Linked DNA regions of Mus musculus: regions 1, 3 and 4 are each linked to region 2. The links are chromatin loops, found by intact Hi-C in ENCODE. Cell type or tissue: left cerebral cortex. All regions are shown on one strand.

Region 1 (5,000 bases), 310 kb after region 2:
CCACAGAAAGCTCCAGGGACAAGGAGATATTCTAGAGGGAAAGATAAAATGAAAATGAGAGAAATAGTGGCTTCAAATCAGCCACCCTTGGTAAAAGGCAGATTGACAGAGTTGGTTATCTCTGCAAACTTAAGAAAGATAAATGTAAAGAAAACCACACACCAGTGATGTTAAAAAGAAAGCTAAAGAGAGACCTGCTGAAAGGCAGACAGGAAAAAAAAATGACACAACTGATTCTGCAAGGCCAACACCTCTTAGACTACTGATATCTAACCATAAACAATGAAGGCCGAGAAGCAATTGGAGCCATGTCAATAAAGAGTCAGGGGGAAAAAAAACGTTACCCCAGAATCCCCTGTCCTAAGGAAACAATCTGCATGTTCAGCTTTTCAAAGCTGGAGAGTGCAACACCATCAGATCAGCACAGCATACCTACTGGAGGAGGGAGCTCTTCCCCCAAAGAAGACAGCAGATGAAAATTTAGGACTTCAGGGGAAAAAAAATGAATCATGTGTTGAGAAATATAAAATGCACAGATGTTATTTCCTCTCCCCCCTGCACGAAGCTCACCTGCAGAGCAGACACCAATGGATGGGGTGGAAGGGTTGGGGACTAGAGAGAATGAGGCCACATCTTCTGGAAAGGTGACAAACTACAGCAGAGGAATGTGGGTAGAATAGAAACAGGAGTGGGAGGGAGAACAGGGTTGGGTAGGTTCTATTAGGTCTCTGGTCTCAGAAGATTTGCCCAACAGTCTACCTAGAGACATCATCATCCCACGTGTCAGTTGACAGAGACTCTCTGGGATGTAACATAATAATGGTGGACTCAATAAGCACTTAACAGTTCTACCTGGGATATACTTAATGTAGGAAATAAACATAGCATCATATGACTCAAAAGCTGAGTGCTGGGTCCCCTTATCTGTCACTCATGTTCTTCAAGGATAGTTCAAAGAGTGCTCCCCAAATCCTCCAATAGAAGCTTTTTTTTTTTTTTAAATTCAGACAAGCTCTCACTCTCTAGTACAGTATGCCCTGGAACTCACTACATAACCTTCCCTTGAATTTACAGAAATCCTCCTGTCTCAGCCTCCCAAGTGCTTGGATAACAAGCATGTGCTACCACTCCAGGCTCTCGAAAGCCATCTTTGAGTTCACACTACAATGCAGTCTTGCCCAGAGGTCAAAATTGGTCCCTACAGCGGGCCAATTCGTCTTGAAGCTGATTGACCCCTTAGGGAGAACAAGTATCCTCCATTCTCCAGCCTCATTTTTATGCTTGCCATGTTTACTGTGACTGCTTACTGGTGCCAGCTAAGGGTGCAGTGCATAGAGAAGGTTGTGTTGGGGGAATTTGCTGCTGGAGAGGAGTAAAATATTTATAAATGGCAGAAAGGGGGTTCTGACAATAGGGATTAAAACAGGCACAAATCCCAATAAAGAATGACTCAGGGTGGCTTTGAGAAGAGATATGCTAGGGAAGGGAGCTAACCTTGGCCCCTTGTGCTTCCAAGATGGTTCCTACTTCAGCCCATGATGCAGCTAGCCTCCCATCTATCCTCCTGTAACTTCCTAAATTAATTCTCTAAACCTTTCTTCCCTTTTCTGTAAAAAGGACATGAAGTGAAGCAATCTCTTTATGTTATCTAGCGTTTTATAGTATGCTTTCCTGCATTTAGTCTTTCCTCTGGAAGAAGGTATCAATGTTTGTGGCATTCTATGCTAAGCCATTGCTTATTCACAGGGCCCTCTGTGTTCTGCAGAGGGAAATCCCTTCATGTGTGTTTTTCCTGATTCCCGGGGCGGGGGGTGGAGAAACAGGCTTCTTTTAACTTTGTATCTTAAGGGAACAAAGGGACCCCAAATACACTTTTTAACACGGAAGTGTGCAAAGCATGAATTTCTCATCGAAAGTGGGCAAAGGGAAGGGCTGAGATGTCTCCCATCTGTAAAGGGGCCACAAAACCCTGTCTCACAGGGCAATGTTGTGCTGCTGAGGCACCTGTCAATGCCCAGGCTGTGATGTGAGTTCATGCCAAACATGAAGATGCCTGGGGTGGGACACATTTCAGCCCCCAAGTATCTCAGACTTGGGTCCACAGCATCTCCATGCTTTGAAGAAAAGCTGGCGTTCCCTATCCTCCTCCATACAGGATTGGACTCACAGCCTCTCACCCTGCTTTTAAGGAAGGGGGATGGGGGCTCTCCTCCACACTAGCTTACTTTCTACAAGCAGCGGAGGAAATGCTGTCCACAAAGAGTCCACAGGGTGGCAGAATGGTGGAAGCCTTGGCCTGTGGTCTCTCTCAGCCTGCCACCAGAGGTGCAAGGGTGCCCTCTGGCGGGTGATCTGTCACTGCAGAGCATGAATGCAAGCATAGGTCCTGACACCTGCCCAGGTTCCCTCCTGGGATGAGTCCAAGAATCACGAGAAAAAGTCACTAAAGTGTCTTTTTTTTTACTGGCAAAACATATGTTACCTGGTGGATTTTTTTTCTCTCAGAAGGTATCATCAGTCAATGGAATGTTGGCAGAGATAAAAAATAAAACTAGTAATGACCAGTGTTTACTAATAGCATGAGGTACCAGGAACTAAGCTAAAACCTTTTTACACACAATAACTCATCTCCTGGGGGAAACAGGGGGCCCTTTCCAGGTAGCCAGTATTCTCCTCTACATGGATGTGGTAGTGTTCATGATCTTGGGCTTAGCATGATAGCTTCCTAAGCTCCCATGTCAGGCTGATCTGGGCCTTGATCCTAATTTATCCCCCGTTGTCAGCCACACCCACAGTGCAAATGAGGTATCCACATTGTCCCCCTGGGTCAGGAAATCCAGGTTCTCCTATTGGTCTTCTTGTTGCACCCACATAAAACCTTCCCTTCTGCCACGCTTTCCTGTATTCTCCACCATCCAAAAATCTCTGCAAAAAAATGTGGAGAGACAAATCAAAGACTCATAAGAAAAAATAAGGGTAGAAAGCTGGCTGATGTTTGAGAAGTCTGTGATAGGATAAGAAAATCAGTAATAGTTGGAAGCCACCAGGACTTGGGTTGGGATGGTTCAGTGGGAAGAGGTACATTCCCTCCCTCAGCTAATAGTGTTAGGCTCAGATGGCTTCAGGCCAGTTATAGTGTAGCAAGACTTGTGGGTGGTCAGAGGTAAGCAAAGCTCTGACCTTGACACAGGGAAACCTCCACACTTTACAATATCATCTCTGATGATCTCTCTACAAAAGTCCATTCTAGAAGCTAGCCTGTATTATTTGCACTGACCTCTGTTTTGCTTGTGTGTCTCTCTCCAAAGAGCCACGAGAGCACTGGATTTCCAGCCTCCGGATGAAGACTTAAGTTTACAGCCTTGCTATATGCTGGTTTATGATGCAGTGTCTCTTTGTAGGCTGTGGTAAGGCAAGGAGTTGGATAGATTCCCAGGGTGGGGCAGAAAGGTCCCCAGAGGTAAGCATCTACCTATTTGAGCTTCTTGGTTGAAGCTTCACAGAAAGAAAACCATGCTCAAGTGGAACATTGTCCTTGATATCCTTCCCCCAAAAAGCAAGGATGACAGTTGCTGGGGTGGACACTTGTGCATCTGTCACAGCTGATTCCCATCAACCAGCATCGCGAGACACCACAAGCAAAGGGTAGAGGCAGGCATTGCCAGGGGACGCATGATAACCATAATTGCTGCATGATAGCAGTTAGAGATGGATGATCGTAGCCCTAATGGACTTCTTCCATGTCTCAGCTATATAACCTAGGTAAGTCATCTAACCATGTAGGGGTGGAGACATCAAAACCCAAGCAAGAAAGGAGATAAAACTATCCCCACCCACCCAATCCTGATTATCTCTTACACTTCCAATTATTTGTAGTGTCCTTTTTGCTTTTTAGACTTTTCCACTTTAAAAGTTACTGGCTATAGGAATAAAAATTCACATAATAGAAAGAAACAAGAGCAAACAGAAGAGAGATCAAAACTGATGAATGTCTATGTACCATCTTTCTGCTCAGACCTGGGAACATTTCCTTATGTTTCCCAAATCCTATTCCTAAATACTTTTTCCATGACTGAGAGAAAACTTCACATAAGCAATTATTTAAAAATGCTAACACTAGTCTATTGCCAATAGCATTCTTCATAAGCATCATTTTTAATTCATCAGCTTCAAGTAGAGGCGCCACAATTTCTTCGCCTAAATAGACTAAATGTGGAATGTGTTGGATTCTAATTTGCTTCTGTTGCTAACAGTCATTTGTGTTTTGGCCAAAAGCACACAGTTCCTGGCCTCGGAAGTTTTATTCCAAAAGCAAAGGAGAGAAATCAAGGAAGTGCCAGCAAATGGGCTGAACTCTGTCCTAATACCAGTGAGATGTGTCCTCCAATGGCATGCCCAATGTTATTAGGTGATCACTTCTACTTCCTTGCCTTGTTCCAATAAATTATACTCAGTGAAACTAAGATGGCCACCATGGGTTCTCATCTCAGGGTGTTAGGGGCATGGGTGGATAGATGTAAACAAAACTATTCAAATCCGTAAGTATATAAAATGTTCCTGGGGGGGGGGGGGAACTGAAATAAATGGAAGAAACACCTTGGAGACACACAATGTTCCATGCTCTTGGGAGAGTTGGAGGAAGAGTAAAAACGGCAGAAAGATTATCTAAAGAAATAATAAACAAGACCTTTCAAACTTTAATGAAAATGTTGATCTGAACATCTAAAAAGCTTAACATAATGACAAGAAGGATGAGTGCCTAGATTTAAATTACTGTAAGTGCAAGAAGACAATGATGCAATGTTAAAACGAACAAGGGAAAACCAACTCATTGTTAGGACTCCTCAATAAGGTCCATGAGTGACTCTTATTCCAAAGCAGAGTCCAGAAGACAATGGAATGACATGATCAACATGCTGAAAGAAAATGTCAACCAAGGATTTCATATCCATTTAAACTATCTTGCAAATTCAGGTAAATTAAAATGTTCTCAGACAGTG
Region 2 (5,000 bases):
CTTGGCCACTGGCAGCAATAGCCACAAATGGTAAGCATGCTGCCACCTTTCCTCTGACTTGGAGATAGTGAATGAGACTTGGGAATCAGACAAGGAAACTTCTGTCACTTTGGACTTGGTGTATCATCACTCTTCTCTCTGAAGTGGTGAAACACCTGACCAAAACAAGGGACGGGTTATTCCCAACAAGGTGGGAGAGACAGGAGGGCACATTATATCTACAGTTAGAAAGTAGGGAGAGGTGAATTCTCTTACTTAGCTAACTTTCCCCTTTCCAGTCTGGGATCTCAGGCCATGGGATGGTAGGATCCACATCCAGGGGAGGTCTTCCCACTCCAGTAAACCCAAAGGAGACCTACCCAAAGGCTTGTCTCTTAGGGTATTACAAATCCTGTTAGGTTGACATTATTAGCAATCACATTTGAATTAGAGTAAATGTATTCAGAGCCATACTTGTCTGAGATCTGAGGGACAGGGGCATATGTCCTCAGTTGATTGACAGTATCTATTGCCTACACAGCATTAGCTGATTTGGGCCTTGCATGGCCTTTCCCCTACTGTTTTTCTCATTTGCTTGGTGAGCCATTTATATGTCTTCCTGTTAAAACCTCTGTCCTCAGCCGTGGAATACTCAAACACCATGCAAGCTGCACTGCGATGCTGCTGTTCTGCTTTACAGCATCCTGAGAGCCCACAGGAAAGAAGCTCTCTGGGGACAGAGCGCAGCTCTGGCTACATTTTCCACTCAGAGGTTCTTCAGCCCACTCGTCCTCTGCTAGCTTTATGGGCCTGGTGAAGAGTGAAACAAAAGATAAAAGACAACAGACTCATGGCTATGCAGTTTCTGGTACTGTTTGTTGCCCAGTCGGCGGACTCAGAAGGCTATGTTCATTTGCTTGCTGGATTCTTCTTTTCAGTGTCATGGGTGTGAAATGAAAATATAAAGACTGTGTAATGTCATATTTACTGTCATGTGCCTAGGGTAGAGATGCTGGAGGGAAAAAAACAACAACCCTGGTTTGTTGGTAAAACCAGCACCCACCCTCAAATATGGGTGGAGAATTTGTTGCTTTTTTTTTCTTTTAAATCTCTGTTCTCCAGTTCCATGTTTGCCTCTCATCTTCCCAGGGAGCCACAGAGAACTCCTATTCTAAAATTCAAATTTTGTGGGACATCTTGTAGCCTCTTGCATGAAAGCAACTACCATGATGGGAGTGATATTAAGCAGCTGGCTCTATGAACTTTCCCAATTTTTTTTTCTAAACCTTTAGCCTACATAATCCTCATGGGGCGCTTTTTGGGTGGGTGCTGTTGGGACGCTGTTCAAAAGGGTTAGTTGGGCCAACAGCAAGATGGATACAGCAAGTCTATGTACTTAGCAGGCACAACCCCCCCTAATACCCTGGATACTTCATCTCCAGTGACTGCTAAAACTTCCCTAACTATTAATCTTCAGGAGCTCTGTCACCAGTTCAGGCCTGAGCACAAACAACTGCCCCTCAAAATAGGCCTTCTGAAGCTATGCCTCACCTTGATTTCATATTGCACAGCCGGGAATAAGCTTGAGCCTTTGCATTTTAATACAGAGAAAGATAAACCTTAAACTGTGTAGAGATCTTTATAAAAGAAATCTTCATTTTTGTGTCAGCATAAGACAGGACAGTCCTAATTCAATGTCATCTTTATAAATTGGTACTGTCGGTGATGTGCGCATCCTCTTTAGGTATGAGTGCCTGCCACTTTGCACTCTGCCCATGGGTTTGTCTTACAATTGCCTGTCTCCACCATCATGCCTCCTATTCTAATTTTAAATAGCTGCTTAATTGTCCATCTGGCTGGTAGGTCTACTAACCACTACCCTACTTTCATCTCTTGTGTTCTTTGAAAACTCCTTAATAATTTCTGCCTGTGGTTTTATTACTTCTAGATGCTTGTGTGCATTATTTGCTTAAAATAACTTGGCATTGTACAGTACCATCAGACTGTCGCCCTCAGTATCCTTTCCTAGCTATCCTTTTGAGGTAAACGGGACCTCAACAGTTTCCTGTTTTCCCCTGAGGACTCTGCTTATGTGATTCAGTCCTTGATGTGCCCTGTGGATTGGGTGTGGTTATTGGAACTATTAACTCCGTGGCTCTCCACAGAGCAAGCCTGGAATAGTAATGAGAACGCTGCATGACTAGTTTAGAGGAATACAAAATAGCTCAAACGAGAAAAAATGTTTAATGTTCTCTCCACAAAGAAATGATAACTGCTAGAGGCGGATATGCTAATTACCCTGATTTATTAGACTCTGCCCACATGTATAAAACATCACACAATACCCCATAATATGCACAATTACTGTGCATCAACTCAAAGGTCTTAAAATTTTAAACGTTCAATGTCAGTGCAGCAACTGAAATCATTATTTTCTTGCTTTGCTGTTTCCCCGCTCTGGGTCTTTTGAGCTAGGGAATAAAGCAGAGATGGTAGAGATCTGTGAGCTTCCACTTTTAGCAGCTAGCTAACACCTATGAAAAGAACAATAACCACAATCTTTTTTTTCAGTTCTAGGAAATTCATGTAGCAGAGAACGGTTGCTTAAAATGCAGATGTATCAGACAATTCTAGAGGTACTTCAGCCATTCACCTACTTTAACAGGGAACTGAGAAAAGGCAAGGAACTGCAGCTAATCGCCCAAGTCAGCAACACTGCTCTATCCTGCTCTGTGTTTTCTGTGCCCTTGCTCTTTTCTCCCAGAGCTCCCCTACTAAGAAGCAAAATAGCCCAGAGAGCCTTAGAAAGCTGGCCTGCATCCCCTCTATGCAGGAGCCGCCAATGCACAGGCTCTCGGCCACCAGAGGGCACTGTGTGGCCAGAAAGAGATGGCTGCTTGGTTCTGCAGCTGCCTCCAAGCCCGGCTCTGAAAAAGCCTCTTCGGATTCATGGAAACAGAACTTGGTGGAAACAGCGCAATTTAGAAAAACAAAACCAGCCCACGTCTCTTCCCACTCACAGGTTTTATAGTCCATCAGAACCCGCCCTCCGCTGTGCTCTTCAGCAGAGTGACTCAGCCACCCATCAAACAGATGACCCCAGCGTCCACCTGAGATTTTTTTTATAACCAAGCTTTAAACATCCTTCTGAGGTTGAACAGTGAAATCACTAGAGCAACGTCAGCCAGAGCCACCATGACAGTGGGCTTGCTGCGTGCTCTGCCTTGGGCTTTCCATCTTTTCTACATTCACACTGGTGCCAATCATACTTCTGTCTTGTGGCCTTCCAAATAAGGAAGCTTTGAACCTGAATGAGAAGCCAGCACTGTTGTCAAGACTGATCTTGCTGCAGAACCTAGACACCTGCTGCTTGCTGAGTCTACAGTCAGTCCATGGAAATTACAAGTCTGGCTGATATACTCATGATATGCTTCAGATATTCACCTCCTGTATCCTGCAAGTCTCTGAATATGCAAGTCTCACACCAGGGTCAGGCTGGAATTACTGAGGATAGAAAGTAACTCTAACTGGTGTCCAATGAGAAAAAGGAAATTGGTCAAAACTCATAGGCTGACTGAAAATGTCATGCTTAAAATAATAATAATAATAATAATAATAATAATAAAGCGTGAAAAGGCAGACCCTTCTCACCAGCTCGATCTAGACCTACGATCTCTTCTCTACTGGTTCCCCAGCTTAGATTGCAGGGGACTTTGGAGAAGTGTGATCTTGTCTGCATCAAAATGTTGAGTCAGATTTCCCCTGGGATTCCTGTGACTGTGAATGCTAAACACAGAGGGGCTAGCTTCTTGGGGACCCTGAGCACATATTTCTGGAGAGAAAATGAAGACCCTAGCAGGAGACTCTATACTGCACTTTGTCTCTGGAGTGAGCTGGAAGACCGAATCCTCACCCTGCTGTCTCACCTTGAGATTGGACTTGTTGCTCCCTTTCTCTAAATCTTAGGTTCATTTTCACTTGGAAAGCAATAACGCGACTCAGTGGGCTTTCTGGCTCACTCTTACTTTAACAGCAATCACCTGCTTTGCTGTGTAGGCTGTGCTGAGGCACATCCACAAATCTCTACTCTCTCTTTTTATAATATTTTTATAGATTATTGAGAATTTCTCATCATGCATCCCATCATATCCATATCCCAGTCTGTTGCCCCTCTACCCCTGTGACACCCTCCACCCCCAAGAAAGAAGGAAAAAAGAAATCCAATTTATATTGTCAGATACTCACGGGGCCTGATCAAACTCCCAGTGGCCAGAGTCTTAAAGAAAACCATTTCCTTCCCCACACACCCCATACCAGAGTCATTAATTGTGAAGAGCCTCACTTTAGCATCTTAATCACAAAAAGTTCTTTTTGATTGCTTTCTGTTTAGGCTGTTACCTTTGAGAGTGTATGGAGTTGTCATATAGGCCTTCTTTTACCTGAGTCTACAGTCATCAGTACCATGGTAAAAGTAACTTCCTTGCCCTTTACCATAAATGGAAACACAGATCGAAGACTTGCACATGGTCTCCAGTATCAGCACATACCACGGACCTTAGCATAGTCTCCGGTGACAGTACAGACCACAGAAAGCAACACGGCTCTCTGCCAACTTTCTAATCTGCAATATCCTGGTCCTTGAAAGGCAGTCACATGAATGCCTTCAGAGCATTGGTGGAGGAATTAGAGATCATGCATCTTCATACCTTGTGTTGGTTTAACATAGGACAATAACATCCATAATTAGCAAAATACAGGTTGTTAACAGAAAACCAAAATCGTAACAATTCCTTTAGGTGTCAGATGTCATCCTGGTGAATTTCTCCAGTGCATAGCAACAGGGCTGGAGTGACGTCCAGCAAAGGAGCTCATTACAAGTCCCCTCTTGTGATGAGTCATCGCTGCCTGCCACCTCCCTGCCTGGGCTGAGGGTGGACAAGACCAATCAATGAGGCCATAGCGTGGCTGAGCTGGGGGTGGAGAGATCATTTGTTCATCTGGGTAAAGATGAAGCACAAAGT
Region 3 (5,000 bases), 840 kb after region 2:
TGTGAGTGCTCTGACTGAGGTATCAAAGGTTTCAGAAGGAAATATAGTAATACATTAATACTCCCAGATCTCTCTGTCTCTTTCTTTCTCTGTCTCTCTCTGTGTATGCCTTTGTCTCTCTCTGTGTGTCTGTCTGTCTGTCTGTCTGTCTCTCTCTCTCTCTGTGTATGTGTGTGTGAGAGAGAGAGAGACAGAGGCAGAAAGAGACACAGAGAGAGAGACTGACTTATGAATTACAGGGCACTTATCAAAGCTAAGGAAGTGATGTTTAGAGGTGGTTTATACTGAAGCTGTAGCACAGTTGGTAGAGTATTTCCCTAGTATGCATAAGGCCCTGGGGTCAATTCCTAGCACTACATAAACTGGGCATGGTGACGTATGTCAGAAATTCCAGCACTCAGAAGAGACGATCAGGAGATCAAGGACATCCTTGGCTACATAGTAAGTTTGAGACCAAAATGGATAAGCCGTGACCCTGTCTCAAAGTGGACAGTGGAAGCTAGAAAAACGGCTCAGCAGTTAGGAGTATTGCTCTTGCAGAAGACCAAGATTCAGGTCCTGGCACCCACTCTATGCAGCTTACACCTGCCTGTAACTCCAGCTCTAGGGGATCTTCTGGCCTCTGAGAGCACTTGCATGCACACAGTATACACACATACATACATACACACACACACACACACACACACACACACACACACACACAGAAAGAGAGATCAGAGGTCACAGAAATCCCCCTACTGCTGCCTTTCAGGTGCTGGGATTAAAAGCATACGCCATCATATCAAGCTAGAAGACATTTTAAGTACAAGGGTAAAGAAAAAGACACCCAGAAAGTGCCAGGCAGTGGTGGCGCACTCCTGTAATCCCAGCACTTGGGAGGCAGAAGCAGGTGGATTTCTGAGTTCAAGACCAGCCTGGTCTACAGAGTGAGTTCCAGGACAGCCAGGACTGCACGGAGAAACCCTGTCTAAAAACCAAAAAGAAAAAAGAAAAAAAAAAAGACACCCAGAAGAAAGTAAGACGGACCTGAGAGAGCAAGTGAAGGTCTCCATCCTTTAATTTTATTTTTAAGACCAAGTTTTGTCTTGCTCAGTTACCAGGCAGCCCTTGAAGTTTGAACTTGCCAGCCTCCTACCTTAGCCTCCTCCATAACTAAGATTATAAACCCCAAGATTACAAATCTGCACACCAGGCCTCACTCATCTCTTACTTCTTTTTTTTTAAACATTTTTAAATACTTATTTATGTATATGAGTATACTATAGCTGTCTTCAGATACACCAGAAGAGGGTATCAGATCCCATTACAGATGGTCGTGAGCCACCATGTGGTTGCTGGGAATTGAACTCAGAACCTCTGGAAGAGCAGTCAGTGCTCTTAACCACTGAGCCATTTTTCCAGCCCCTTCTCTTACTTCTTAAGTGGATCTTTCTTCACAAAGCTATTTCTCCCTATTCTGACTCCTTAGAAATCAAACATAGAATGATGGATCCAACACCCAGCGTGAGGTGCATGCCTGCAATCTCAGTAATAGGGGTGGAAGAGAAGACAGGACCAAGTTCGAGGCCAGCCTGGGCTACACAACAAGACTCTCATCCCTCTTCCCAATGTGGTCACGTGGAATAAATCTTCTTTTTCCTGCTTCCCACCTTTAATTTGGTTCGACTGCCTTATTGAGGATGGGTGGCCAGAGCTGACTTGAAACACACAGTATCACGTAAAGGTCAGTAACACACCAAATGCATATAGATGAATCTTCACACCTTCACGCAACCACCTCAGCTGATCCGGAAGCCAGGATCTCCTCCAGACCCTAGATGGTGCTTGCTAATAAGCACAGGAGTGGAGATTTAAGACCTGGCAGGCAGCCTTCTTCTCATCTGCAAGGCGCTGCAGAGCTGTGACATCATGGCTAACCATTACCTAATACTCAAGAGAAAGTCCAGTTTCACTGCTGCTCTGATAGCAAATCTGCAACCCTCGCTCTGAGCTGACCAGAGAAAAACACATATATCCAGAAGGCTTTTTCCGGGTATGTACTGGGGATCAAATGAAGAAATCGTATTCAAGGAGCCTGGTTTTGGGTCCTCTTGTAGAAGCCGGAAAAAAAAAAAAAAAAAAAAAAAAAGCTTTAAAAATAATAAGTAAGTGCAACAGCGCCACCTATGGAACGTCCTGCAAGGATCCAGAATCTGCAGACCACAGGCAAAGTTCAGCTAGCACAGGCACTGGGCAGCTTCATAGAAAGATGGCACTGTTCAACAGCTAAAGTCTGACACCCGGATGTCAACCAAAGAGACAGGCTCCCGGAGGACAATCTACGAACAGGAAGGGGTCTCAGAACTGGTTCTTCTTACAGTCAGCTGCCAAACTTTCTCCCAGTCTCTGTATTTTTCCCTAAAGGCAACTGAGGGGGCAGGAAAGATGGCTGAGCGGTTAAAAGTGGTTACTGCTCTCACAGAGGATTAGAGTTTAATTCCACCGCCTTACAACTACCCTAATGCTCTCTTCTAACCTCCAAAGATACCCTCAAACATGTGAGTGGATACATACATACTCACAAATAAAAATTTAGGGGCTAAAGAGATGGTTCAGCAATTAGGAACACTGGCTGTTCTTCCAGAGGTCCTGAACTCAATTCCCAGTAGCCACACGGAGGTTCACGACATAAATAAATAAACCTTTTTTTTTTAAAAAAATAGCCGGGCACGGTGGTACACACCCATACATAAACCCAGCACTTAGAGACAAAGGCAGGAAGATGGGATTGTTAAAAATTCAAGGCCAGCCTAGTCTCTATCTCAAGCTCCAGGTCAGCCAGGACTACACAGTAGCACCCTGTCACATAAACAAACAGATCTGTAAAATAACCATGACTTCAGTCTGTCCTGTTTTCCCAGACACTCCTTAAACTCAGGCCGCTGAAAAAAGAGTTCACGGTGACAGGCAGGGGCTCTGTAAGAGGCCAACTCAGTTGCCACCTTAACTCAGCAGGGATTCAATCGCTGGGTGACAAGTCTCTGTCCCTTTAAAAAAAAAAAAAAAGAGTACTCGCTCCAACCCTCAAATGTTCCCACTGGGGAGTTGTAAAGCCCTGCCTGAGGCTGAGGAGCGCTGGTAGATATTTGGACTTTTTCTTTTCTTTCCTTTTTCTTTCCTTTTTTTTTTAAGGTTTATTTATTTATTATATGTAAGTACACTGTAGTTGTCTTCAGACACACCAGAAGAGGGTGTCAGATCTCGTTATGAATGGTTGTGAGCCACCATGTGGTTGCTGGGATTTGAACTAGGGACCTTTGGAAGAGCAGTCAGTGCTCTTAACTGCTGAGCCATCTTACCAGCCCCTCTTTCCTTTTCCTTTTTCTCTTTTTCCAGACAAGGTTTCTCAGTTTATCTCTGGCTGACCTGGAACTCCCTCTGTAGACCAGGCTGGCCTCAAATTCAGAGACCCACCTGCCTCTGCCTCCCAAGTGCTGGGATTGCAGGCGTGCACCACCACAGCCTGGCTCTGGACCATGCGTCATGTCAGTCCCCACCATCGAATGCCAGTGACAGAGATGAGAACCAGGTGTTCTACCAGCAAGCCACACCTCAGGCCTGTTTTGATCAATTTAATGGTAAGTAATATTACCAAGTTCAGAGAGAAGAAAAAGTAGAGGCCACCACTACTAAGAAACCTTTACAAGTCAATGGTAAGCACTTTCTTCCAGTTGACTATAGAATATTCTATACATTTTGGGGTGGGGGTCCTATATAAGGGACCCAGGTCCTCCCACGGTGCTAGGCAGGAACTCTACAAGTGGGCTACCTTCTCCATCTTGGTTGTTTTGTTTTGTTTTGTTTTGTTTTTTCAAGACAGGATCTCATGTAGTCCAGGCTAGCCTCAAATATACTATGTAGCTAAGCCTGGCCTTCCATTCCTAAGCCTCGCTCTGAGTATGGGAGCCCAGCATCATATCTGGCTTTCCAGCCCTAATTTTTTAAAGAAACTATATTTTGTCCTTTAGTTATAGACCTACAGGTCCACATCCAAATCTTCAGAATAAAGATCAGTGCCCCAACTTGTGAGCAGCATGAAGCTAGGATTGAAAGACTAAAAGAAAGAATGAAGGGGAAAAAAAAAAACTACAAAAATTTTTTAATCTTTAAAAATTTTTTTTCTTAAGATTTTATTTTTATTTATTTATTATATGTAAGTACACTGTCGCTGTCTTCAGACACTCCAGAAGAGGGAGTCAGATTTCATTATGGATGGTTGTGAGCCACCATGTGGTTGCTGGGATTTGAACTCCAGACCTTCGGAAGAGCTATTGGGTGCTCTTACCCACTGAGCCATCTCACCAGCCCTTAAATTTTTTTAAAAGGGAAAGAAATGCCCCCTTTTCCGAGGAAATGCACTTGAAACTATTCAGCCAGGGTCTGTGAGGTCTGAAAGTGTTCAGCTGAATTCCTGGGGCCTGGAGAAGCAGCTTGTGGTGAGAAACTCCTACACGCTTACGGAGAGCACAATTCAGTTCCCAGCCACCACGTGATACAGCTCACAACTGCCTGCAACTCTAGCTCCCAGTGATGCAAGATTGTCTTCTGACCCCTGCAGGCACTCATGACAGACAGACAGATGCACACACACACATATACACACACACACACAGTGAAAATAAATCTTAAAAAAAAAAAAGTAGAAGTATCCTTGAGGTTGGAGAGATGGCTCAGTGGTTAAAAGCACTGACTGTTCTTCCAGAGGTCCTGAGTTCAATTCCCAGCAACCACATGGTGGCTCACAACCATCTGTAATAGGGATCCGATGCCCTCTTCTGGTGTGTCTGAAGACAGCTACAGTGTACTCATATACATAAATAGTTCTTTAAAAAAATACAAGTAACGAATATTCCTGTTACTACTTGCCAATCATCATAAAACCAGTGATACTGACAGCTGCCTCAGCCTTCCCCTACCATGCTCCACCCTAGCCCCTTCAGACAGGGTCCCTCACCTAA
Region 4 (5,000 bases), 820 kb after region 2:
GACTCGCCTACTGAAAACACAGTTTTAACATTCACCTCAGCTGTAACCTCCTAAGGTAAATACCCTGGAACCTCCAAAAGCAGTGTGCCTGCGGTTCTCTCTGTGTCTGCAGTGCGCCTGCGCTACTCTCCGTGCCTGCATCTGTTTACATTCTGCCTTGTTCTAAAGAAGAATGTAAAATCAATTTTTTAAACACACACAATTTAAGAGCAGTAACAGCCAAAATATAAAAAAAAAAAATCAAGGTGAAAAAAATGAGATTATAGTTAAATAAAACCAGAGGAAGGTTCGATCAGAAAAATGCCTGCCAGGAAGTGGGTGTAATTATTAAGGTATCTGTAGACTTGATGCTAAGGTTCCTAACTGCTAAAGCGGAGAGGGAAAGCCAAGATTCCCCAAGCCCATGAGACCAAAGTGACTTGCAAGTCTCCAAAGAGGAATTCCCAAGTATCCCTCTCACCCCTCCTTAAAAATTACAGCTGCCTGCAGGGCACTGAGGTCTGGCTTCTTTTATCACCTTTTCTGGTTAGAGTGGAGATTTGAAACTCAGCTCAATGGGCAGTGCCTTTCCAAGTTGGGAGGGGGAGGGGAGGGGGTAGAGCAGAGCTGGCCCCCAAGGGGTCTCTGCAGACCCCTGGCTCTGGAATGACTGAGCCCCCCTCACTGTCCTCACAGACTTCCACTCTCCTGGACTCTTAGTCAAGCCACACACCAGAATCCTGTTAGACCAGAAATTTCTCAGTTCTCTCTCTCTCTCCTCTCAATTCCAGAAAGGAATCTAGCAGGTGACCTTCCTTCTCCACCCCCCCCCATTCAATGGTTTCCTTGTAAGAGCTGTGGATCCCCCCACGGTTCCCCCACAGTTCCCCCACGGACTGACTGGCCCTGGAAGCCATTGGCCAGTTGGCCAGCTTTGACCTGTCACAGCATTACCTCAGCCCCTTCCCCAGATGACACCCTTCCCCACTCTCCCACCCTTCTGACTCTGAGCTCAACCTGACAGGAGCACTAGGGATGCAGTCACTCTGGTGCCTACCAGGCTCTTGCAGGGTTTCCTTAGCAACAGCTTCATTAAGGAAACCCATCAAAAAAGAAATCCGAGGAGGAGGAGGCTGTTCTTGCATCTGAACAGAGTAGCCTGCATAAAATCTGAATGGCTTTGCAAAGAAAATTAACCAAAGACAAAGAGGTTGAAAGTCCCCTCTAAAGTCTCATAAAGGAGAATGTTTTAAAGGGCACCAATTGTTCTGGAACTTAGAGATGTGAGGAGGCGGAGGACGGGGCCACGCTGCGACCCTCAGAAGCTGGTCTAGTTTTCCAGACACTTCCTCAGTAGCACTTTCTCGTAAGGTCACCTGCCATTTTCTGTTGAAAACAAAAATGTATTCAGTCCCTCAGGCAGCCTAGGGTGGGGGAGGGGAGCTGCCACCGGGTTGGGCTTTTGGAATCACACAAGCGAGGGAGCGAGGGGGACTGAAAGAACAATGGGAGACTTTGTGAGCTGAGCTGGGTCTCACCCCTCAGTTTCCCTGTCTTTAAAACTGGCTGCAAGTGGTGAGGAAAGGAACTGACGAGACCTTTCTCAGGGTCTGCTCAGCACCAGATGGAGCCGCCACAAGCCCCACCAGCCAGCTACAGGGGAGACAGTCATCGCAGCCTGTGCATCTTTCTTTGTTGCACCTTGCTCTACATTGCAACAGTGCTTATGCTCCTGGGATGAAGGCCTCCCGAGCTGCTCCTCCGCAGAAGGTATCCAATGGGAGCGTGGTCTTTGTTTCTGTAGATCTGACTCACTTGGGAATTGTTTGCCTCCATGTCTTTTGTTTATCAGCCGGTTTCCCCTCCTCAGCGCCGGCCAGTGTGGACCATGACTGTCTGCAGCTCACTGGACTTCAGGAGCAGGCTAGCAGGCAGGCAGACAGAAACACTTTGCCTAGAGTCACTCCTGCCCATCCCAGAGGCAAGGGAAGGGAAGGGAAGGAACACAAAGGGTGCATGAACACGTGTCCCAGGGACCCCTCACCTCTAAGCCACCATCTTCTTTGGTGCCTGAATCATTGTTCCTTTTCCTAACCTCCCTCTGCAGATAGGGGTGGCTACATTTAGACCACAGAATCTCAAGGAACAGATTCCTACTTCAAGAAGTCTGTGAATGGATGCCAGTGAGGTTTGCAGCCTCCTTGCCACCCTGCTGTTCCCAGACGGTGTGCAGCGGCACTAAGTAAAGGAGAGAGGTGGCTGCTTGCTCTCCACAGAAGACAAGCTGAGAGGGTGCTGCATGGCTCCTCTATTCACAAACAGGGGAAAATGATGACTCAAGTCCCAGCCCCTCTGTTCTCATATGAACCTTGTCATTTGCCTGTGAAACCCTCATGACCATTGCACAGATCTGTACACAGCCAGCTATTTGTTGCCATTTGGGAGTGCCAGATAATTACCAGAAATCACTCGCCTAAACCAGCCAACACACGCAGGTCACCCTGTGCCTGCACAGGGAAGAGGGACTCTGCATCTATTTTGCAGAGCACCGATAAAGACAGTTTTATCCTCCAGTTCTGAGGTTTTGGATTTTTGAGACAGAGTTTCTCTGTGTAATATCCCTGACTGTCCTGGACTCCCTTTGTAGACCAGGCTGGCCTGAAACTCAAGAAATCTGCCTGCCTCTGCCTCCTGAGTGCTGGGATTCAAAGTGTGTGGCACCACCAGCTCATGCAGGGATTCTGAAAGACAGATGGAACTTGCACTAGTCACATCTCCATTCCTTCCCAAATGTCCGCCATTTGCCGCCGAAGTCCTTCGTTACCATCAGCTCCACAATGGATCACACTTGATTAAGAACCAAAAGCTTGTTCTATTTCAGAAAAACTCCAGGCCCTTCTCTTTACTGTGATTATAAAATCCCACCAGAACTCATTATTTTGCTGCCTTGTCAACTAGCAGACAAACATCAGGATGAGACAAGGACCGCAAAGTGCCTTCCTCCTCCGGCAGAATTCAAAGGCTGGTAACCGCCCTGTGCCGCAGGCAGGGCCACAATTGCCACAGAGCATTGCTGCCCTCTAGTGTTTGCCTGACGCCGAGCAAGATGATAGCAGAGCTGATCCAAACTACAGGGCCCCACTGTGAATAGATAGCAGGTTGCAGTAAGTCCAGATCTCCTCCCTTTAATCTGCAAAGCGGACTTCAGTAACTGCAGAGAGTGAGGGCCCACAGGTCTGTAGAAGAGGAGCAGGGCTGGGAAGCCTGGCAGCCACCCACTACTCTAGCACCAGCTAAGCCCAACAGACTCCACTCCCCAGACCTTTCCGGTCTGCTTGGAGCCTCTTCTGTGTTCAAAGCTGTCTCCTGAACCGCCTGGGCCTGATAACAGCAGTAGCCCACTGCAGAGCTGTGGAAGGACACAGGACCATCTAACCTAAATCCAGCCTCCCAGCTACAAATAATTCAAGGCTTCCCTGGACCTTTCCAGTCTACCTGAGAGGCCTAGCACTCTTCACTCAGAAGCATGGATTACAATTAAGGTGCCACCCTCTTGCCCTTGAAGTACCCTTGCCCTGTGTATTGCCCTCACTGACCTTTGGCAAACCTACACCAGCATGACCCCTGCTGTCTCTCCATGCTCCAGGCCAGTGAGGCCCTAGCAGCCCACCTCAGACACTCAGGTGGTCTTTTTCCCTCATCATGGGTCCTTGCCCTGTGAAGCAAGCCCTTCGATGCCCAGGGTCTCAGTCAGTGCACATTTCACTAAGTTTGTGTATGCCTGGCATGGGGCATCCCTCCCTCCAGTCCTCTACAAGGACTATAGCCTTAGCATCCCTAAAAAACACAGCTTCAGGGCAGGCGAGATGGCTCAACAGCTAAAGGTGCTTGTCACTAGCCTAACTAAGCTCAATTCTTGGGACCCATAACGGGGAGGAGAGAACAGACTATCCAAGACACACACACACACACACACACACACACACACGGCTTGGCCCATTGTTGAACCCTGGATAGAACCAAGTCAAACAGTTAACTTCAGCATGACTAGAGACAGACATCTATCTCCTCTTGTGCCATTTCCCAGGTAACTGAAGTTTCCATATCAAAGGACCCGGTTTTTGCCTCTCCTGGAAACCAACAGAGAGCAGAACTTGGGGGCCTCCCCTCAGGACACAGGGTGCAGCTGGCTCCCAGTGCTCCCCCACTTTGAAGGCATAGGTGCACTTCCCCACATGAAATGGCCAGCAATACTGGTGGAGTCTTTCTTTAGGGGCGTAATTCTGTGTTTGTCTCTTCCTCTGTGGTTGAGCTGACGACTGACAGTTCAGGTACTCTGAGGCAGCCTCACTCTGGTGACTGACTTGGGGAGCCAGGCCCACAGACCAGCCTGAGGGCAGCACGGGGCTCTACAGCAAGCAAGACTCAGAGAGGTCAAGGAGCTCGAGCTCCAGGCACTTGTAAGCCGTCTGATGGGTGCTGGGGGTGGAACTCTGGTCCTCGGCAAGAGCAGGCAATATGTGCTCATAGCCAGAGCCATCATGCCAGCCTCTGGTTAACTATTAAGTTATCGTCCTCCAAAAAAAAAAAAACCTCTAAGGTGAGCATGGCAACTATTGGAGGTGGGGATGGGTGTCTGGCTATGAGCACGCTTCCTGCGTGTTCTGGTGGGATTATCTCAAGTCCCTGCTGCCCTCTACCCTCCCCACATGGCGGCCTACCCGCTACTGCATCTCACCCTTATCCAGCCCAACAGAGGTCTCACCCGCCCACAGGACGTTTGTTGTCCGCCTTTTGCCTCTCAGAGCCCAGCTGACTGAGGTTTAGTGGCTGTCTGCAATTACTCTGCCTCATTCTCCTCAGATACCAGTCTTTCTGTTTCAGCCTATCTGCTTTCCCCAAACAGTTCAGACTCAAGATACCTCATGCTTTCCTAGAGGTCGGCCGGCAAGCCAGTCCACCTGCACCGCACCCTCCTCTACCCAGGTCTTGCCTTATTCTGCTCTTCAAGCAGACTCCAG

What was found. Peaks named below come from ENCODE experiments on the same cell type or tissue, not always from the same donor. Only the 100,000 strongest peaks of a DNase experiment are listed, where the experiment ranks them.
Region 1: it touches region 2 in a loop (10-fold over the local background); 21 of 42 quality-filtered maps call a loop at or near these places.
Region 3: a loop joins it to region 2, with 5 times the contacts of the local background. A loop is called at or near these places in 14 of 42 quality-filtered maps.
Region 4: a loop joins it to region 2, with 5 times the contacts of the local background. A loop is called at or near these places in 26 of 42 quality-filtered maps.

The regions. Positions count from the first base shown.
Region 1 is chr15:72,514,896-72,519,895 of GRCm38, forward strand. The region is part of intron 1 of Kcnk9 (potassium channel, subfamily K, member 9); the gene reads right to left. Among named protein-coding and RNA genes, the nearest start is that of Gm24390, 26 kb to the left of the region's middle. In left cerebral cortex, a CTCF peak has its summit at 2,320; a DNase peak (open chromatin) is centred at 2,308.
Region 2 is chr15:72,203,302-72,208,301 of GRCm38, forward strand. No RefSeq gene overlaps it. Among named protein-coding and RNA genes, the nearest start is that of Gm23217, 50 kb to the right of the region's middle. In left cerebral cortex, a CTCF peak has its summit at 2,841 (motif pointing right); DNase peaks (open chromatin) are centred at 2,447 and 2,876; H3K27ac peaks cover 912 bases.
Region 3 is chr15:73,042,532-73,047,531 of GRCm38, forward strand. All of the region lies in intron 4 of Trappc9 (trafficking protein particle complex 9), which reads right to left. Among named protein-coding and RNA genes, the nearest start is that of Trappc9, 16 kb to the right of the region's middle. In left cerebral cortex, a CTCF peak has its summit at 2,176; a DNase peak (open chromatin) is centred at 2,163; H3K4me3 peaks cover 283 bases; H3K27ac peaks cover 190 bases.
Region 4 is chr15:73,020,034-73,025,033 of GRCm38, forward strand. The region is part of intron 6 of Trappc9 (trafficking protein particle complex 9); the gene reads right to left. Among named protein-coding and RNA genes, the nearest start is that of Trappc9, 39 kb to the right of the region's middle. RefSeq lists an enhancer at 386-3,286. In left cerebral cortex, a CTCF peak has its summit at 3,065 (motif pointing left); DNase peaks (open chromatin) are centred at 12, 1,077, 1,453, 1,773 and 4 more places; H3K27ac peaks cover 2,612 bases.